2 separate regions of the Homo sapiens genome follow, and region 2 is linked to region 1. A link is a loop called in an ENCODE intact Hi-C map of the cell type or tissue named here. Cell type or tissue: PC-3. All regions are shown on one strand.

Region 1 (8,000 bases):
AGGATAGTGCTTACCCTTGGGAAAGGAAGAATTGACTGGAAGAAAGGACAAAAAGGATTCTGGAATGTTGGTAATGTTTTGTGTTCTGTTATGTTTTTCTGAATTTGAGTATTGACCACATGATGAATTCAGTTGTACAAACTTAGGTGCACTTTTTTGTATGTGTAGTATACTCCAATAAAGTTTTTAAAAATACAATCAAATCCACTCTTAAAATAGTGGGAGAACCTATTCAAAAATAAATGATGCCAGCAAAGGGCCCTTAAACTGAGTCCAGTTTTTAAAAAGGAACTAAAATTTATAGGTAAAGGAAATTTTGAAGCAAAATTATTTTCTTTTTAAACGTTTAGCTAGAGTTTTAATTATACATTAATGCTTACATTATATAAAACAAGTTTTCAAAGCATTTTATTTTTCTTACTGTTATTAGACATGGTTTACATTATTTATAGCATGATCATTTTTGCCAAGAGCTTTTAAGAGTTTTCCCAGAACCTCTTAATCCTTGGATAGTTAAATCATGCTTAGGGTTTCTAACATTGAGTCATCCATGTAGATTTCCTCTCAATCAATCTAACAGTTCTTTCACTGTTTCAGTTATTTCATGAAATGTTGCATTTTGGGCACAGTGTATTTATATGAAATGGCATAGTCACTAACTTTGTTTCCTTTAAATGAAAATAGACTAAACAGGTAGGGTTGCAATGCTATAATCTGCTTTGATCTCGTTCTATATAAAAATAGAGTCTCTAATTGCTTTAATTTTATGTAGATAGGATTATATTTAAGTTACAACTTCTTACATCTCCTAGTATAAAGATTTTGTGTCATTAAATTGCCACTCTATTTAAAATGAGTGGCAATTCAGTAGTACAAAAATAGGTATTAAACTTTTTAAACACTGGTTTGTACTCATAGCTTATGTTGTAGCTGTATATGCCATTTTGCTACAAATTTAATTTTTAGTAGTTTTTAAATAGTTTAAAGTCATCCTTGTCACAGACTTCACGAACAAGTGCCTGCCAGGAAGTCCAGTTTTGTTACAGGAAGAATGGTTGAGCACAGTTCCTGTCACATAGATGTTCAGTAATAGATGTGAATTAGATGCTGATCAACTTAATGATGATTCAGAAGAGTAAATCTAGATTTGTTGAGGTCAAACTGGAGCTTTGTCATGTATCCGCTTTAATCCAAAAACCTGGTGTAGAGATCTTTAATTGAAGTCATGCACCATATAACAACGTTTCTGTCAAGGTTGGACCACAAATATGATAGTAGTCCTATTTTTACTGTACTTTTCTATGTTTAGATACACAAAAACATTGTGTTACAGTTGCCTACAGTATTCAGTACAGTAACATGCTGTACAGGTTTTTAGCCTAGGAGCAATAGCCTATACTATTAGAACCCAGGTGTATAGTAGGTTATACAATCCAGGTTTTGTACACTCTTGATATTCACACAATGATGAAGTCTCCTAACTACCCATTTCTCAGAACATATCCCCGTAGTTAAGATATGCATGACCATAGTTTCAGACTAGTTTAACCTGTTTTACAATTGTAGCACTATTTTATCAGCACAATTGTGATAGTATATTTAATGAAATACACTGCCTGTCTCCCAAATATTGAATAGTACATATACTAAAAAAAAATTTGTATCTGAAATTCAAATTTATCTTAGTGTCTTCCTTTTTATATTTGCTGAATCTGGTGACTGTGTGAATGACAACATTGCTATCAAATGACAGTTATTTTTAATGGTAAAATTGTAGAGGGACTCAAAATTAAAAAAAATACTAAAGCCAAAAAGAGTACAAGCTTTGAGCACCCTAGAAAAGCAGCACTTCCCGGGTTAAATAGTGCCTCCATGGCTCATCAGTTTATAATTTCAGGTTGTTGCCTTTGAAGGTTCATGGTTACTGTTCATTAATTGCTATTTTATCTCTCCTGTTTGTTTTAAATTTGTGACTAAGATCTTCGACATTGAAATCAACAACAATTTTATAAGAATTTTATTTTTCACATCCCTTTTTGATTGCAGAAGGACATGAGGTCTATTCCTTGTTTGCTTACAGTGAATGTGACTTCATTTACCCTTGTTTAAAGTTATTTTAAATAATATGAACTCAATTTTCAGTGTCACACAATGTTGTCAGTTGCTGGATTTGTGCCCATTCAAACTGAGTTAAGTCACCAGTGGTCACAGAGGAGACTTTCTTCTGGTACTAAGTAAACAAGCTGAGAAAGAGAAAGGGAAACTATGTTTATGGCCGTGTAACTAAGTTACAGTAATAAGATTTGTCCTGTACGAAGCCTGGATGAGTTAAAATACCTTCTGAGTCAAGTGGTCACTCATGGGAAATAACTCTCCTGGGACACTGGAGCATGAATTAGTGATCTGAAGAGGCAATTAATCTCAAATGAATGAGCACTTGGCTTCTAGATTGCTCTCTATTTATGTTACAGTTTTTTTAGAATAAATGTAGGTTAACCTACAGTGTAGTTTTATGTAGATTAGCCAAAAGTCCATGTTAATTCAAGACAGTGTCTCTAAGAAGCAAAAAATATTTTAGCATATTGAAAAAAAAAACCTGCAAGTTGGTCATGGAATCTAAAATAGAGATACAACTAATATTCCTCTCAACAAATTAGGAGAGTCACAATAAAGCAAAAAAGAAGCAGTTTATTCTTTAGGGCTACCAGAACTCGTGGCCTGCTTCTTAAATTAATTCTGGCTTTCATTTTAAAGTGACATTTATTTTCATGGGCAAGTTAAAGACTCTGTAGAAGCCTACTATGAGAACCCCTTTTCTGATACTGTATTATGAAGGATAACTGAAAATCACTGAGATTAACTAATTCCATAAGTTGTATGAAAAAACTATTACAGTCATTTCCAATACTAGATCCCCAGTGTTGTAGGTACTGTTTAGTCCCAACCAGCAGAAAGAGCTATTGTAAGTCCAGGATTGCCTTTAGCTATTAGCTTTTCCAGTATGCCCCTCCATTTCAGAGTGAAAAATAACCTAATGCTACAATGAGTGTCCTTTTCATGAGCATATATATGTATTTCTTATTCATACATACACACACACACCCCCCTTGTGGACAAACCTTCTAACAACAAAATAGCTATATATTTGAGATATGTTATCTAATTTAAAATATTGCATTAAAATTTATTCACAAATGTGACTGTCTCAAATGGATAAGAACCTCTAATTTTGCACTTAGGATTTTGCCAACTTTATTGAACATCCTCTATATTTAAAAAGATAGGCTGCAGTGATACATTTGGCCAATAGGTGGCACCATTTAATTACCTTGAAATTCCTCAAATTTGAGGCTTGTAGTTTGGCCAAGAAAAAAAAAATTACCTTATCAATTCTGCATGTTTGAAATGTAAACCATTTAGAAAGAAAAGTTCCTGTACATTGATAATTACTTCATTGTTTTGACTTTTTAGAAACTAGCATTTTTTTCTAGTGCTATTTCCTAGATGCCATTACTTGAGCTATGAAATAGAAAATGAATGCCTGATGCAGGGTCATGTTGTTCAATCATTATACATGTAATTTTTATCATTTTTAAAATTGTGAGTTTCTAGAAAAGTATCAATCTGTGTCACAATACAATCTAGTGTCTTGAATCAGAAGAAAGATAAGGGAGCACTCCTAGGCACTTAGGGAAATAAGGCAAGAGGCAGCAAAAAGACCTGGTGTGAGATGGTCAAATTCTTTCTCACCAGCACGCAGTCAAGAAATCCTGGAATTGGGAGTACTGTGTTTAGTCAAAAGATCCGACATGATCTGAGATTTAAAATTAATTTTTAGTTGTTAAGCAATTATTTAGTGCCTCCATTCCTGCCAAAAAAAAAAAAAAAGCGGGGGGGGAGTGTGGCTCTGACATGAAAGCAAAAAATTAGTAAGGGTAAACTATTGAACTTTAGAAGTGTAGTAATGTATTATGGTGTTACAGAGTCATTAAAAACATACTATGTGAAATGCAGAGAAACTGCATGAAAAAATGAACCAATTCAATTTTGTCATGTTACTATGCAGTATTTAGAACAGACCATGGCAAAATCCAAAGTGTCTTGTGAATAGTAAAAGAAAACTCAAGATTTATAATTATTTTAATATTAAGAAATTATATTCTAATTATTTGAAAAGTTATGTGGGAATAGACACATTGAACTTCAAGGTCAAAGTAAGTAAGTAACATAACTTCACACAAATAATAGCCTTGTAGACAAGAAAAATAAAAGAGTATAAAAATATTGATTTGGGAGGTCTTAAAAATTGTCTAGTCCTGCCCTTTATTTCTTGGATGAGAAAACTCAAGCCTTGAAAAGTTTAATGATTTGCCCAAGGTTAGAATTGGCAAATCTAGAATACAGCTTTTCTGGGTCTTAGTCCATGAACTACTTCTTGTCTAATTGGCAATTTCTGATAATTCAGGTAAGTGACTTTAACATTTTATTTTTTATGAAAAAAATTTTTAATTACAGTATAGACTTTTATAATTCCATCAATTTGCATTACATGGTAATGTATTTGCAATGCAGTCTTAATTAGGAAGCTTCTCCACTCTGAAAAGGGAAACTCATTGTACTCTTTATTTGAGCAGCTCTGCTCCATTTATTGTATCGGTGATTATATAAATGGCAAGAAGTTCTGGCTAGTGGTAGTGCCAGGACTAATAAAGAAAGGTCTTTTGATATGATAAAATACTATATTTGCTCATTAATATTTAGGTTTCATAGTTATACACTTACGGGTATAAGAAAGCACCTTTATTATTGAAATTTCTTCAGAAACAATAATGGTATGCATTTAAAATTCCTGTTTGGTCTATTAATTTTTTTTTATCATGCAAGATTTCCTAGGAATGCATCTGTCACATAGCAGCATAGATACTTGAGATGATGGGGCTATTAATTTGATCTTGAACAATTATGTCAGGCATTCTGTTGTACACAATGCCTTCTACTTATTAAAATAGATTACAGCAAGCCCTTTGCTACTTCTATCATTGCCTGCCATCGCTGTATGGTTTTAATGTACCTGTCCCTCCAAAATTCATAGGTGGGAACTCAAACACCAAGTTGGTAATATTAAGAGGTGGAGCCTTTGGGAGAGTGATTAAGTTATGAGGACTCTGCCTTGTGAATGGGATTAATGCCCTTTTCAGAGAGCGCCTTGACCCTTCTACCCTTCCCTCCCTTTGCCATGTGAGGACACTGTTCATCCCTGCAGACGGTGCAGCAACAAAGCACCATCTTGGAAGCAGAGAAAGAGCCCTTACCACACACCCCATCTGCCAGCACCCTGAACAGTGAGAAATTTCTATTACAGTTCAAGAGGGGGATTAGGGGTGCCGACCACCCCAACCCCAGGCTGAGTCAAAAATCCACATATAACTTTTGACTCCCCAGAAACTGAACTACTGACAGCCTACTGTTGACTGGAAGCCTTGTTGGCAACATGAGTAGTTAACATATTTTGTATGTTAAATGTATTACATTCTGAATTTTTTTTTTCCTTGGGCTGGAGTGCAGTGGCGCGATCTCAGCTCACTGCAAGCTCCGCCTCCTGGGTTCACGCCATTCTCCTGCCTCAGCCTCCTGGGTTCACGCCATTCTCCTGCCTCAGCCTCCTGAGGAGCTCGGACTACAGGCACTTGCCACCACGCCCGGCTACTTTTTGTATTTTTAGTAGAGACGGGGTTTCACCATGTTAGCCAGGATAGTCTCGATCTCCTGACCTCGTGATCCGCCGCCTAGGCCTCCCAAAGTGCTGGGAAATAAACTAGAGAAAAGAAAATGTTAAAAAAAAAATCATGAAGAAGAGAAAATATATTTACTCTTTATTAAGTGGAAGGGGCTCCTCATGAAGGTCTTCATCCTCATTGTCTTCATGTTGAGAAGGCTGAGGAGGAGGAGGTAGAGGAGGGATTGTTCTTGCTGTCTCAGGGGTGGCAGAGGCAGAAGGAAATCTGAATATGAGTGGACCCGGGCAGTTCAAACCCAAATTGTTCAAGTTTACCTCTAACTATAAATTACCCAGTTTGTGGTATTCTGTCAAACCAGCCCAAACGGACTAACACGGTATAAAAATAATTAAATCATTTAAAATTTTATGATTCACAGAGGTTTTCTCAAACTCTACACCTTTCCTTTGCTTTTTACTTAATCATATCCAATATACGTCCACTCTGAATTAGTAAAGTTTGACGTTTGATGCTGACATACTTCATGTCTGCTCCAAGTCGTAGAGCTTATGGCATGTCTAGAGACTCTTGGAGGAGAGGAAATCTCAGCTGGCCCTTGAAAGGCAGGCGGGATTTGAATAGTGAGCAGAGGATATTCCAGGAGCTAAAACATGAGACTAACACAAGAGAGTGGACTGGTTTACCTAGAGTTTCCTTGACTGCAAGGACTTGGGAAATGAGGCTAGAAAGACACCTTGGGGCTAGATTGAAGGAATTTTTAGTTCCAGAATAAGGAATTCACCGATATGCTATAGCATTAAACATTGAAGGTTTTCAAGCAGAAGAATAATTCGATTAAATCAACTTTTGGAAAGATAGATCTCCTGGTGGTATAGGATATAAACTGTAGGCAAAAAGTAACTGGCAACAAAAAGACTACTGTTGTAATGGGGTAACTCAAAGGTAATAGAGGCCTAAATTAGGGTGGTGGCCGTAAGAATGAAATAAATATTCCAAAGTAGAAATTAAAGCAGGAACTGACTGCTCCCTAGGTCTTGCTGTCCAATCCCACTTCCAGCAATCCAAACAAAAGACTGCAGTTTTCAACATGGATGACTAAAAGAATAATAATAATAATAGCACTGGTAATAATAGTAACAAGCCAACATTTTCATCGTGCTTACTGTGCCCAGCACTTAGCTAAGTGCTTTATACATAATGCATATAATCTTCATAACAACCCCATGAAATAAGTATTATTATTCCCATTTCATGGATCAGAAACCTGAAGCAGAGAGAGGCCAGGTGATGAGTTTAAAGTCGCATGGATATTGAATGGCAGAGCCAGGACTGGAACACAAGCAATTGGGCCTTGGACCCTAATGCCTAGCCTGGTGGTCTCACTACCAAGTACTAGTTTGCAGCATATAGCCCTCTTACATTTATGTGGTAAAGTTAAAATGGTGGTGAATATCTGCATATACTTAGAGTTGGGAACCTAGAATTCAGAGAGTAGTCAGGATAGAGGATGTAAAGTTGAATGACAAGCATACCTCACTCAACTTGAATATTTGAAACTCCATTATTGCATTTGATGATAGAATTTAACCCACCGATCTTCCACAGCTCAGGAGAGAGGGTGTGGTAGGGGTGGGATCAAAACAATAAAGATTTTCAGACCCATTGGAAAGAGTTTTGACAGGCTTTGTCATCATACCTCTCAGCAGTTATGCTCTGCTTATCTTTTGTTCTCTGATGTATGCTAATAATTTGCTACGTGATCATGTACTATTTTAATTTCCATTTGGTTCTAGGAAATCAAGTCGCTTATAATATTTTCATGCTCATTCTTATGTTCCAACCTTTAACAACTGTTTTAGGATTCTGAAATTTCTCAACATTACAACATGCATGAAATATCATGACTAGTTCAGTTATCCAGATACTCATCCAAAATCAAAGGACTGTACAGCATCGTGGTTAAGAGACTGGGGTTTGGAAAAAAACTCCTGAGTCTGGATCTCAGTTGTGCTATTTACAAGTTTTCTGACCTTGGGCAAGTTCCACTTCTGTTAATACCCATCTCATGAGAAGATTTAAGGTTTAGGAGGGATGACATATGCAAGCCATTTCTTACTATTCCTGTGGAAGAGGTCAGTAAATTTTAGCTGTTCTTATTATCTGACCTCTGAATGTGTACAAATTTTGTGGACAACTAAACAGTAAAAATTACCCCCAAATATATTTTCCTAAAATTATAATACAAACATCTTCAAGAGGACA
Region 2 (8,000 bases), 540 kb after region 1:
AAAAGCCCAACTTCTCTTTTGATTAAAAAAAAAAAAAAAAAAAGCCCTCTGTAACCTGACACATTATGCATTATGCTTTCTGTTTTGCCTCTAGAAGGCTTATATCAACATTTGGTGCTCAACTGTGGTAATATCTCAGATTCCCGCTACCATGCTCTTTTTTTTCTTCACTCTTCTGATTTATATGTTATAATATTGTAAGCAACCTCACATATTTTGCATAAATCAGCAGGATGTAAGTTACATATAAATAGAAAAATTCTCAGTCTAGAAAGGGGTTATTAAAGCAGATACAAGCAAAGTGGGTGAAAAAGGGAGAAGAAATACGGAACAGAAACTGAATAGAAAAAAAAAAACAGAACAACACATTCTTTTTAAAAATACCACCTCTTGGCCAAGTGCAGTGGCTGATGCCTATAATCCCAGCACTTTGGTTTGGGAGGCCAACGCGGGTGGATCACTCGAGGTCAGGAGTTTGAAACCAGCCCAGCCAACATGGTGAAACCCCATCTCTACTAAAAATACAAAAATTAGCCCGGCATGGTGGCTTGTATGTGTAGTCCCAGCTACTTGGGAGGCTGAAACAGGAGAATCGCTTGAACCTGGGAAGCAGAGGTTGCAGTGAGCCGAGATCATGCTGCTGCACTCCAGCCTGGGTGACAGAGTGAGACTCAGTCTCAAAAAAACAAAAACAAAAACAAAACCACCTCTTCACTGACAAGAAAAAATATTCACAGAACTCATTTGGTATAATCACCCACAGTGGCAAAGCTACACAACTAAGAAGGGCTTAAACAACCCTAGAGGGTGATATTTCTGTCATTTTTAGAAGTCACAGAGAGTAAGATGTCTTTGGGAAGAACATGGCCTTTCTGGTGAAATTTTGGGCTTATTGCCAGAATTAGAAGTGAAAAACCTAAAAGCATGGTCATAGTTGTTATTTAAAATGCATTCTGAGCTGAAAACCAATAGGAGTGCCTGCCTGAATGCCACCACTGAAACTGCCATTTCACTTTCTCACAGGTTCATTTCTCCACGCACGCTATCCCCCTGGTCAGATAAGATCCCCTTGGTCGGATGAGATGGCCGTTCTGCGTGCCTGGAGGCAGAGAGGTGCCAGCACATACCTTGGATTGTGGGATTATGGCCTGACGCAATGTTTGCAGCCAAACCGTGTTGACACAGCAAGCACTAGACACAAATGCAATGGGGCGGCCTCAATAACTCCAGCAGACCATAAAGTGACACAATTTCCCCCTGGAAGGCCTCTCAGTCAAAGCCCCCGATCCCCGCTGGGCAAGATTCAGCAGGTTTTGGCTCATAGTTTGGAAGAAACACGGGGCCACAAAGGAGGCCCCACCTGCTTAGTTTAGTCACCTCAAGGAGAGTGAGAAAGGAGAGGAAAAGCACAGGAACTCTGCCAATGAAGGGTCCTTTCTTTACTAGGATGCAGCGTTCCTCTTCATCCCCAGTTAAGGATCTCTACAGGCCTGTCTGCTGAGAAGTCTTTCCAGCAGGCCCAAGAAACATGGATTCCAGCAGGATGCTCTCATCCATCCTTCCCACTATCTGGATCTTCATATCCTTAGATAAATTCATGGGAGAAAATAGATATAAATTTTAAAGGTAAATGGTTTTGCCCTGAGATAAAGCATTTCTGTCTGTTCTAATCCCAGAGAGACTGAGGAGTCTGGAGAATCTTTAAAACCCAGTCCTGTTGACTCTCTTCCAAGTAGCCACTCACTCACTTAGAGGCAGGGGACTGGACCAACTGACCTGCTCTAGGACTTCCCCTGGCACTCTGCCAAACTGGAGATGGTAATTCAAAGTGGCAACGTGTGACCAGATTTAGGAGGAAATAAAATCACCTTTCTTTAGAAGGGGTGGGGAAAGCTAATGAAGGAAGTTAATTATACAAGGGTTTTGCAAGAAGTATTTAGAGACCGTTTTCACACCCAACTTGGGCTTTTGCAATTGCTTGCAGTGGATTTAAGCTTAATCCAAACAGTACATAGTTTTAGTTTTTCTTTTGCCTTTTTATAATTCAATCCCCACATTATAAGAATTACCAATTGTACTCTACTTATCACTGCTGAATAGAAGTGGATTTATCTCATTGGAGCTTTGGTACAATCTGCTGTGGAGGAACAATTTTAGTTGCTCTGAATTTATGACTCTGAGAACCATGAAGCTGAGGAGTATTAAAGTGGAGGAGCCTACTGTGCTGTAGATGGAATCAGGAATTCTTGCCTCCGGGTGCTCCACAATTCCCTTCTTTGGGTTGAGATTGCCAGTTTCAAAGTCCTCTGCCATAGCAGCACCTACCTACAGTTATTTCTGTCCTCTCTCCCTGCAGTCCCACCTCAGCTGTCTTTTCAGGTCTGTCCCCATGACCACTTTAACATTAGCTAACATGCACGGGGGCCTAATTTTTGCCAGGTATTCTTCTAAGACTTTTTTCTCTCTTCTTTCACATTCTCTCATTCAATCCCAGACAAGCCTGTGATACGGGCACTATGATCCCAACTTCCCCATTCCACAGTTTTCTTAGCTGTCCAATGGCCAAGAATCTTGTCTGGTGTGACAAAGGGGGATTATCTTTATATACTTCAACCAAAACAGCACACCGCAACAGACAGAATGCAGAAACAGCTGGGGGAATCCAGCTGCCATCTATTAAATAACCAGGCATCAAAGAGATTTGCAAAAATGTAAAACAATGCCATTTGGCTATTTTTTGTTTTGAAAATAGTTATTTTCATTACAAATCACATTTGTGGTAACATGTATGGGCTTATTACTATTTTTTAAATGAACCCGGCAGTATTCTAAATATTTTGCTTTAATTTCTAATATGATACATATCAATAAATATAACCCATATATATATATATAAACTCATTGATCCTTTTTTGTTTGTTTTTTTGAGAAAGATTGTCATTCTGTCACCCAGACTAGAGTGCAGTGACACAAACATGGCTCACCACAGCCTCAAATTACTGGGCTCAATTTCCCACCTCAGCCTCCCAAGTGGTTGGGACTACAGGCGTAAGCTGCCATACCTAGCTAATTTTTAATTTATTTTATTTTATTATTATTATTATTGAGACAGAGTCTCGCTAAGGCTGGTTTCAAACGCCTGGCCTCAAGTGATCCTCCTGCCTTGGCCTCCCAAAGTGCTGGGATTATAGGCGTGAGCCACCATACCCAGTCTATTGATCCTTTTTAAGAGGAGAAAAGGTCCTAAGGCCAAGAACTTTGAGAACTGTTGCAGAGAAGATCATCGCTCTTAGCCCAGGATCTACCACTCATAGTTATGGGATCTTGACAGCTCATCCCGCCTCTTTGGGATGTAGAATGAGGAGACAGGATCAGGTGATGAGGACAACACAGATGAGCACGGAGTGCTTGTTCAGTGCCAGGCACTAGGCTAATCTTCATGTATTTGTTTTTATTTGTTTATTTATTTTTGAGGTAGAATCTCACTCTGTCACCCAGGCTAGAGTGTGGTGGCATGATCACAGCTCACTGCAGCCTCAAACTCTCCAGCTGAAATGATCCTCCCAGCTCACCCTTCCAAGTCACTGGAGCTACAGGCATGCACTACCACACCTGGCTAATTTTTTTATTTTTAGTAAAGACAAGGTCTTGCTAAGTTGTCCAGGCTTGTCTCAAACTCCTGAGCTCAAGCCATCCTGCTGCCTCAGCCTCTCAGAGTGCTGGGAGTACAGGAGTGAAAGAATTGAGTCACACCACGACACACAAAAAACAGGCATCCCAAACTCTACAAGAAGCAACGCACTCCGGGGTCGCATTGCACCTAGCTCTTTATTTTCAGAAAAAGCCCTTCTTTCATTAAATTATGTGAAGTTTGGTGGTTTGGACTTTTTATTTGTGGTTTTATTTCGATTTAATTTCTAAATTTGTTTTGACTTGACAGTTGTATAAGATCTGTAAGTAGGGAATGTATACTGTTTACAATGTGCAAATTGTATTATAATAAAATAATTTAAATCAACTCTGGGGATCTGTGAGAATTGTATTCCTTTCAAAATACTCTATTTACTACTCAAGTTTGAGATAAAATGGTCTAAATATAGGAAAACCAAGAAAAAAGACCATTCTGCCTTCCGTCTTTCAGAAAACATCTAAGGTTTCAGCAATGCCCTACTGGCGCCATCTGGTGGAGACATTTGAACAAGTCCCCTGGCTTGCCAAAGCACTGCCTGGAAAGGAAGTGGATCTCCAGGGCTCTCAAAACGAGGGAGCTGGGCAGATGTTTAATCAGGTGTCTACATTAAGTGTGGGGCTGCAAAGAAGACTCAGCACTGCCTGAGAGGTTGATTTTACACCGTCTCTGGTCTCAAGAGCGAGACCCTGCTTCCTCCCTCTCTCTCAGCTGATCATCTGGCTTCTTGCCTGCACGAGAAAACAAGCTCTAAGGTGACCTGGATCTTGCCTCCCAATGCACCCCATCTACCGCCCACCCACAGCTGTGCTTCCTCCTCTGCCCAGCTCAGCTATACCATCACCATCGCACACAACTATGCTGTAATATCTCCCATCTTACAACAGAAAAGCAACGCAGCCCCACCTTACCACCACATCGCTCCATTTCTCTGATCTCCTTCAAATAAAACCCCCAAAGTGGGTTCAGCTGCCGGCTCTATTTCCTCACCTAGTCTGTCTAGTCCATGCTAAGGTCACTGCCACCTGGCCTTCTTCAACCACCCAGTCTCTGTCATCATCTTACTCAAGCTCTGAGCTGACCACCTTCCTTCTAGGGTCAAGGTCTTCACTTGACCTCTGTGCCCCCACATGATCCTCAGGCCCCTCTGCTGGTGCCACCTCTTTTCTCTGGCCTTCCCATTTTCCAGTGCCTGGGCCTGGTCCAACTCGCCCCTCAGCTCCCCTCTCTGCTGTGCCCACCTTTTCTCTAGGTTGCCTCCTTCAGACCTGTGGCCATAAACACAATCTACAAGTCACAACTCTCCAGCCCTGGCCTCACCTCAGCCTCTCTCCTGTGCTCCAGACCCACGGATCCAGCCACCTGTTCCACACACCCACTTGCGTGGTGGGCTCAGCTGGATGTCTGAGAGGCAGCACATAAGCAACATGATGGAAACCAAGCTTTCCCACAAAACCTGCTCATCCCCCGATTTTCCCTGGCATGGTTAAAAAGGGACCAATGTTTCCCTAACTGCTAGAGCCCACAAAAATCTAGGAACTACCTTGATTCCCTTCCTTCCTCCTCTTCTTGCTCTCAACCCTCATCAGTAAGCCTGACAGCTGAATCAGCTCTAAGCAGGCACTGACTCAGGCCACTTCTCCCCTGCTGCCACCACCTGGGTCTGGTACCGGACCCTCCCCCATGGCCACCTACAGTGACGCCCTAGGCAACCCCCAGTGCTTACCCCATTCCTACCCCTTCTTCAGGGTCCAGCCCAGAGTGGCCTTGTCTAATCATGAACCAGCTCCCACTGCTTCCACGCCCACAGCCCCAGTGGCCCCTCACACTAGGCTACAATCTAAGTTGCCCACAGCTTCAACACCTTCATTTACTTGGGCTCAACTCCCTCCCCATCCACTCTAATGAAGATGGGTTCTCCCAGATCCATGAGCTACTGCCTTATCAGCCTTGGTAACATTCCTCAAATAACCCTCATTCATTCCTACCTTTGAGTGATCATCGAACCACTTTCTCCCAGGTTGCTGTGTGCCTGGCATTTTTCATCACTCAGTTCTCAACTTAAATGTCACCCCCTCTTCTAAAACAGTGTTCCTATTCCATTAGCCTGTTTTTGTTTTCTTCTGAGCACTTACCACTACTTGAAGTTACCTTATTTTCTGTCCATCTTCCCCTAACAAGCATATCACTGGACAAGAACACAGCCTTCTTGTCTGATTCACTGTGAAACCAAGTACAGAGCTAGGCTCTCAATGCCTGATCCCACTTAGCCGGTAGGAAACCTAAAGCTGACAGAAATCAAGTAACTTGCCCAATGTCACATGGTTGCACTGCACTGCCCCATATGTAGCTCTGGGGTTTGAAAAAGATCATCTCCTCCTGAGGCAGCCCCCTGTGGATTTGAACCAGATAAGATCAAAGCCAGCATTATCCTGGGTTCTTTTGATTTTTGTATATTGGCATCTTCATAGGCTCTGAAACCTTGAGAATAAACCAAAATACTCATTATGGCTATAATTCTTGAACCCTGAAATGAAGCAGAAGGAAATTCCAAAGATATCCAGCTGTAAGAATATGTGCTTTGACTCCACAGGAGGGCTGGGAAGACACAATTGAGATCATTTCTACCCAGGGAAGAGATACTTCAGAATGAAAATCCCAAAGGTCAGGAAAGACTGTCTCAAAAAGGCTTTGCTCTCATCTAAGCAATGAATTCCATATTTTCAATTACTTTTCAAAAAGGATTTAGCATTTCTTTACTTTTCAATTGCAATTCCTGAATCTGTTGATTACTACCCCTTTTTAATCTCCACTGACAAATGCCCAGTCATTTCTTAAAAATAGTCATAGCTTGTAGATAAGTAAATTATATATATATGTTTTTTAGATAGGCTCTCACTTTGTCACCTAGGCTGGAGTGCAGTGGCACAATCTCGGCTCACTGCAACCTCTGCCTCCTGGGTTCAAGCAATTCTCCACTTCAACCTCCCAAGTAGCTAGGGTTACAGGTGTGCATGTCTACGCCCAGCTAATTTTTCTATTTTTAGTAGGGAAGGATGTTTCACCATGTTGGCCAGGCTGGTCTTGAACTCCTGACCTAAAGTGATCTGCCCACCTCAGCTTCCCAAAGTGCTGGGATTACAGGCATGACCCGCCATGCCCGGCCAATATTATCTTTAAAAGCCCTTATGTCAGTTCATAGCAACAACTAGGATACTCAGTTAGAAATAGGCCTTCCCTATCCAGTCGCCAGGATTTATTGCTATAGAGGAACTAAAAACCATTTAGTAACAACTATATGAATTAAAGGACACTATAAACCAACATGTATCAACTACCACCTTCTGCAGTGCTCATCTATACTAGCAGCTAACATTTTTATTGAGCAATTGTTATGGGCTTAGAAGCATGACCTCATTTAAGCCTTCTGTCAATGCCAATGACCAACATAAAAGATTTTCCCCATTTCATATATGAGGAAACAGACCTGAGTTTAAGTAACTTGAAGGAAGTGGAAGACCTAACACCTGAACCCAGGTCCCTTGTCCAATGCCAGTCCCCTCAGCCACACTGCCATCCTGAGAGCTGTAAGAGGGGGCCTGTTTATTTTGTAACCTGGTGAGAGAAGCACCTAGTTACAGAAGCTGTGTCTGAAGCTGTGTGGAGAAGGTATGTCAAGGAGGCTCTGAATTCAGATAAAACCATCAAAACCACTTGTAACACTTTGAGTAAAGAAACAAATTGCCAGCTGGGTGCAGTAGCTCACGCTTGTAATCCCAGCACTTTGGGAAGCTGAGGTGGGGGGAATCACTTGAAGTTAGGAGTTCAAGACCAGCCTGGCCAACATGGTGAAACCCTGTCTCTACTAAAAATACAAAAACTAGCTGGGCATGGTGGCACATGCCTGTAATCCCAGCTACTCGGGAGGCTGAGGCAGGAGAATCGTTTGAACCCAGGAGGCAGAGGATGCAGTGAGCCAAGATCATGCCATTGCACTCCAGCCTGGGCAACAAGAGTGAAACTCCATCTCGAAAAGATGATGATGGGTTGATGGGTGCAGCAAACCATCATGGCACATGTATACTTATGTGACAAACCTGGACATTGAGCACATGTATCCCAGAACTTAAAGTAAAATTAAAAAAAAATGCCACAATGGGTGAGGGTGGTTCTTTCACTCCGAAGGTCTTGAAAGTCTCCCCAGACCTACTGATTTTCACTCTTCTGTATGAGAAGAGGCTACACTGGTGATGAATGGCCAGCATTTGGTTGTTTGGAGCCTACATAAAATATGGGACTGGCAGACCTTTGT

The links. Hi-C counts contacts between places; a loop is a spot of excess contacts. Peaks named below come from ENCODE experiments on the same cell type or tissue, not always from the same donor. Only the 100,000 strongest peaks of a DNase experiment are listed, where the experiment ranks them.
Region 2: a loop joins it to region 1, with 11 times the contacts of the local background. A loop is called at or near these places in 101 of 110 quality-filtered maps.

The regions. Positions count from the first base shown.
Region 1 is chr2:149,556,790-149,564,789 of GRCh38, reverse strand. No RefSeq gene overlaps it. Among named protein-coding and RNA genes, the nearest start is that of MMADHC-DT, 27 kb to the left of the region's middle. In PC-3, CTCF peaks have their summits at 3,105 (motif pointing left) and 3,309 (motif pointing right); a DNase peak (open chromatin) is centred at 2,259; H3K4me3 peaks cover 1,048 bases; H3K27ac peaks cover 1,081 bases.
Region 2 is chr2:149,013,760-149,021,759 of GRCh38, reverse strand. All of the region lies in intron 25 of KIF5C (kinesin family member 5C), which reads right to left. Among named protein-coding and RNA genes, the nearest start is that of LYPD6B, 21 kb to the left of the region's middle. In PC-3, a CTCF peak has its summit at 4,182 (motif pointing left); a DNase peak (open chromatin) is centred at 4,199.